Regions from separate parts of the Homo sapiens genome. Here region 2 is linked to region 1. The links are chromatin loops, found by intact Hi-C in ENCODE. Cell type or tissue: heart left ventricle. All regions are shown on one strand. Links, peaks and the distances in the headings refer to the core of each region. The heading gives the core; the rest is flanking DNA. Region 1 has its middle 25 kb from the start of PTPRJ. Region 2 overlaps PTPRJ (protein tyrosine phosphatase receptor type J).

The links. Hi-C counts contacts between places; a loop is a spot of excess contacts. Peaks named below come from ENCODE experiments on the same cell type or tissue, not always from the same donor. Only the 100,000 strongest peaks of a DNase experiment are listed, where the experiment ranks them.
Region 2: it touches region 1 in a loop (4-fold over the local background); 8 of 110 quality-filtered maps call a loop at or near these places.

The regions. Positions count from the first base shown.
Region 1 is chr11:47,953,722-47,956,642 of GRCh38, reverse strand. No RefSeq gene overlaps it. Among named protein-coding and RNA genes, the nearest start is that of PTPRJ, 25 kb to the left of the region's middle. RefSeq lists enhancers at 1,198-1,287, 1,032-1,326. In heart left ventricle, for the core only: no CTCF peak of the experiment used is centred there; no DNase peak of the experiment used is centred there.
Region 2 is chr11:48,012,417-48,015,337 of GRCh38, reverse strand. The region is part of intron 1 of PTPRJ (protein tyrosine phosphatase receptor type J); the gene reads right to left. Among named protein-coding and RNA genes, the nearest start is that of PTPRJ, 33 kb to the right of the region's middle. RefSeq lists an enhancer at 1,307-1,516. In heart left ventricle, for the core only: no CTCF peak of the experiment used is centred there; a DNase peak (open chromatin) is centred at 1,667.

The DNA.
Region 1 (2,921 bases), core at 286-2,785:
TACCTATATACATATGTATATATGTAATATAGATACATATTATATATATTATATATGTATTATATGGTATATATTACATATATATAACATATATGTAAATATACAATTATATATAACCTTTTATGTATTATATATAATTAACTCTTTGATGTTTATATATAACTATATATATATAATTTTTTATATATTTATTTATTTATTGAAACAGGGTCTGGCTCTGTTGCCCAGGCTTAAGTGCAGTGGCACATTCTCAGCTCACTGCAACCTCTGCCTCCCAGGCTCAAGGCATCCTCTTACCTCAGCCTCCCAAGTAGCTGGAACTACAGGTACATGCCACCACACCCATCTAATTTTTGTATTTTTTATGGAGGCGGGTTTCACTGTGTTGCCTTGACTGGTCTCAAACTCCTGAGCTCAAGTGATCGGTCCACCTCAGCCTCCCAAAGTGGTGGGATAACAGGCGTAAGTCACTGCACCCACCCCCAAAATATTTTTTTACTGCTGTATTTTTTTTTCAAACTAGGATCCAATCATCGTCTACACATTGTGTTTGGTTGTTTTTACTTCTAAGTATTTTTTATCTATATCTCATCTACATCTATATCTACATGTATATCTATAGATATAAGTCCATTGTTCAAATGACTGTTCCCAAATGTCATGTACCCAGAAAAAGGACACATCCTAGCCAGACCCACTCAAGTGAAACCCAGGCTATTTGTGGGTACCAAATGCTGTAGTTTGGTCCTCCCCTATCCACTGGTAAGAGACGACTGATTATGGGTAAAATCCATGACCTTGGAGAAAACCAAAGGAAACCCTATATGTGGATCAGCCTCATAGGAAAAGGACTATAGATATGTAGTTTCTCTCTCCCTCCATCTTTCTTGTATAATTCAAAGAGGCAAATGGGTGTAATGAGAAGAACATAGGCAGATAAGACTTTAACTCTAGCTCCATGACTGTAAAGCTATATGACCTTGGGCAAGTCTTTCACCTCTTTGAGTTTCAGTTTCTTTATCTGTAAAGTGAGGACAATGCCCACTTGAAGTGTTATTGTGAGGGCAAAATGAATTAATTTATACAGAATGCCCATCACAGTCCTTTAATTCTCTATAAAGCTTAGAGCAGATATTGCTACCTGATTACCAAATCCATTTCCTTTTCTTCCTGGTGACCCAGCTAGACTACATTTCCCAGACTCCCTTGCAGATAGATGCTGCCCTGTGCTCAAGCTCTAGCAGTGAAATGTGAGCAAAAGTGTGCTTTGCAAGCTATTTCCAGGCTTAGCCCATAAAACCTTTTATGCTTATGGGCCCAGGGCAACCCTTCAAATGACCTGGTGAAACTGACAGAATCTCTGTGTCTGGATCCCTGAACGGCAACGTGGAGTACAGCTCTTGTTGTCAATAAGAGACATCTGATTTGGACTCTACATGAGCAAGAAACAAACCTTTATAGCATTAACTGATGAGGTTTTAGCTGTTACAGCAGTTAGAATTGCTTTAACCAACATAAAGTTCAATGTGACAGATGAAGTCACTACTAAAAAGGAAAACCTGCAGGGCGCGGTAGCTCACACCTGTAATCTCAGCACTTTGGGAGGCCCAGGCAGGCAGATCACTTGAGGTCAGGAGTTTGAAACCAGCCTGGCCAACATGGTGAAACACCGTCTCTACTAAAAATACAAAAATCAGCCGGTCATGGTAGCACACGTCTGTGGTCCCAGCTACCAGGGAGGCTGAGGTAGTAGAATCCTTTGAACCTGGGTGGCGGAGGTTGCAGTGAATAGAGATCATGCCACTGCACTCCAGCCTGTATGACAGAGCAAGACTCTGTCTCATAAATAAATAAATAGGAAAAACCTAATAGGTTTTATTTAAACCATGGTGGCTTTGGGAAAACCATATAGGGAACCATACAACTGTTAGGGGGGACATTCACATTTTAATATTAAATTTCATCAATTTGCAACACCTTTTTTTTCACATTTTTACACCGATGTGTAAATTGATGTGCAAGTGATGGCATCTCAAATTGTTGATGAATTGCTGACAGCCAGGTCATAGTCACTGCCCACACGTGCACAGGGCTGGTCACAACTCTTCCTCTTGCCAACCTTTCCCTTAAGCTGTGTGCACTGTTAGCACTATAGGTATTGAGTTTAATCACTACTTACAATGTCTTCAAAAACATTCCACACTGATTCAGCACTGAAATGAAAAATTATTATATACTAAAAAGGGTAAGGAAACAAGCAGCTTGATAGTCGATAAAAATCTATGTCTAAATAAGACTTAAAAGAGCTCTTTTAATATGCATAAAATGAAATTTTTAAGTGATGGGAAAGCTTTGTGTCACGGTTTTCCTATTTCTTAGAAACGCATCAGTAAGGGTGTAGGTTACAATTGATGGTGCCTTAGATTTGGTGAAATTGCCAATAATGTAGACATGTCAGTGATTTTAACCCAGGAAGGAATCCAGTGTAAATAATAATAACAAAAAAAATTCACATATATTGAGAGCCAAATATACACAAAATTCATGCTTTACTCACATCTTATTATTTATTCATCATAATAAGCCCATGAGATGGTTACTCTTTTTTTTTTTTTTTTTTTTGAGACACGGTCTTGCTCTGTCACCCAAACTGGAGGGCAGTGGCATGATCTCCGCTCACTGCAACCTCTGCCTCCCAGGTTCAAGAGATTCTCCTGCCTCAGCTGGAGTAGCTGGGATTACAGGCATGTGCCACCATGCTTGGGTAATTTTTGTATTTTTAGTAGAGACAGGGTTTCACCATTGGTCAGGCTGGTCTTGAACTCCTGACCTCGTGATCTGAGATTTGGGAGGCCTTGGCCTCCCAAAATGCTGGGATTACAGGTGTGAGCCATGGTGCCCAGCCCGATGTTTACTCTTAT
Region 2 (2,921 bases), core at 257-2,756, 59 kb before region 1:
AGTAACCAAAGCCAAAGGAAAACATGATGAGCCACACGCTTCTCGGTGCCCATAACACAGAAACAAACCAGTTGTTCCAGAGAAATACCTCTTTCCCGGCCTGATTCAGAGCCTCTTCTCCATCGGGCCTTCATAAACGGACACAGTGATACAGCAGCTAAGGCCTGCAGCATCCCCACCGCAGACTCCAATTTCTGTTGCAGAAATTCCTTATTTCACCACCTCCCCTTGCAATTTGATGACATAATCCAAAAACGACAATGCAGCTGCCAAAGTGGCCAAGTCTCTTGACCCCTAGAGCTCAGTTACCTAATCTTTAAAATGGTCCATCTGGCCTGGGACAGTGGCTCACACCTGTAATCCCACCACTTTGGGAGGCCAAGGCAGGCAGATCACCTGAGGTCAGGAGCTCGAGACCAGCCTAGCCAACATGGTGAAACCCCATTTGTACTAAAAACTACAAAAAAATTAGCCGGGCATGGTGGCGCATGCCTGTAATCCCAGCTACTCGAGAGGCTGAGGCAGGAGAATCGCTTGAACCTGGTGGAGGCTGGAGGTTGCAGTGAGCCGAGATTGCGCCACTGTACTCCAGCCTGGGTAACAAGAGTGAAACACTGTCATAAAATAAAATAAAATAAAATAGTCCATCTACCTCACCAGGCTGTTGTGAGGGGTAAAGCAGATAATGTGTGATAACTCACATGCCTAATACACAGTAGGTGCTCCATAAAAATGAGTTCATCACTTCTGCTAGAATGGAAGTTCTTGAAAGCGGGATCTTGGTTGGAGGTGGTCACTGCTGTATCCCAAGCACCTGGAGCAGTCACTAGCACATAACAGATGCTCAACAAATATTTTTTGAATAAATGAATTTCCTACAGCAGGTTCCTAAAAACATTAGTCTCATGAGATGCTTCTAAAAAGAGACAGCTATAGAGTAAAACAAAAATCTAGGGAAAACAAGGGTTTTATATCCCCTTCCCTCTTAAAGAGTTACCAACAGATTTAAGTTTCTTCTAAGTCCTGCAAGAAAGACATCTGTTTGATTTTGTTCAGGCCAGAGTTCTCCAAACTTGCTTAACCACAATACCTCCCCTTTTCCTCACACAGAAGGAAGGATAGACCCACATTCATTCTCATGATCCCAGGGGGTTCTAAATGATCCTAACAAGGAAAGGGGCCACTACCCCATAGAGAGATAGTCCCAAAACAGCAAAGGAACGAAGAGCATCCACACTCTTCACGCCAATACCCTCCATCACCACCACCTACTAACTCTGGAACACATCATGTTTCTAAAAATCAAACAGATCCTTCAGACCTAAACAGCTGGCTTCACCCAAACAGATGGACACTCTGGTTGCCCCTGCACATTCCAGAACCCACCTGCTCTGCCCAACTTCAGCAAAGCCAACCCCCAGGGCCACATGAATACCCAAGTAAAGGCCAGATCCCAGAGGCTGGGGCCAGCGGAAGGTCTTCATCACCACTGGGAGGGCAGCACTTTCTTTGAAGTGGGTAGGGGAGGAGGGATCTGGGTGCATGTCCTGAGTCCCCAGGTGGCCGCCCACAGGGTGCATCACATGGTTCTGCTTGGCTCACTAAGCCAAGAGGCTCCTGGCAACAGCTCCCTCACTGTGCTCACTGCTTACTTACCCACACAGCCGTGAGCTGCCCCACTGCCCCGCCTCTGCAGGTTGATGCCACCACCCCAACTCCCAGAGAGCCAGCAAGCAGGCTGGCAGTCAGGCCACCCAAATGACAACCACCCATTCCCCCATGAGAAGCAAGATTCTCCTGAGCATACCACAGAGCTTCCCTAGGCAGGAAATGATTAACAAATGTTTACTGAGCACTTCCGGGAGGCCAGGCCTCATCTCCCCCACTGGCCTTCAGATCCCGAGGACCATTCAGTCATCTGAGTCTACCTAGTACCGGCACTGGCTCCTGCAGGAACTGGGTTCTGATAGACCACTGGCCTTGACCTCTGACCCCTGTATGCTGCTGCGCTCCAAGCCTGTGGTCCATACCTGGTATGGCATCTACACAGCCACCAGATTCATGATCTTCCTAGTTCTAAATGCCCATTCCATGTGTTTGAAAGAAAATAAGGGGCCTGGGGGTGAACATGAGCCCAAATGGAATTTAACATCACCTGTCTGTTACCCTCATGTTACCCTCAGTCCCGTGGGGCTTGACATCTTGAATGGAACCTTTTTTTTTTTTTTTTTTTTGACACAGAGTCTCACTCTGTTGCCCAGGCTGGAGTGCAGTGGCACAATCTCAGCCCACTGCAACTTCCCCCACCCGGTTCAAGAAATTCTCCTGTCTCCACCTCCCAAGTAGCTACGATTACAGGCACACACCACCACACCCGGTTAATTTTTGTATTTTTAGTAGAGATGGGGTTTCACGATGTTGGCCAGGTTGGTCTCAAGCTCCTGACCTCAGGTGATCCACCTGCCTCAGCCTCCCAAAGTGCTGGGATTACAGGCATGAGCTACCGTGCCTAACCTTGAACTGTATACTTTTTAAATGGGTGAATTTTACTGTATGTGAATTATATCTCAGTAAAGCTAGTATTTTTTTAATTGCCATCAAAAATATGCAAATTTTAGTGCCTGGGCTAAGTGCCAGGATATGAAGATGGATGAGAGCTCTGAAACCTCTCTCAAGGGGCTCACCCTGGAGGACTCTTCTCCCAAGGCCCCTCCAGAAGCATCTTTCCCTTCCCAGCTCCACCAGTCCGCCAGGGTTGCTCTTGCCTCCTGGAACATCATTCTTCAGAGGTTACACTTGCTGTGTAAAAGACAGAGTAGGTACCCCTCTCCTCCCCGACTAGATCACGAGTTCCTGGACTCTGGGGACACTGCCCTCCATATTTACTCCCTTGGTGCTTAGCATAGGGCTTGGCACAGAGC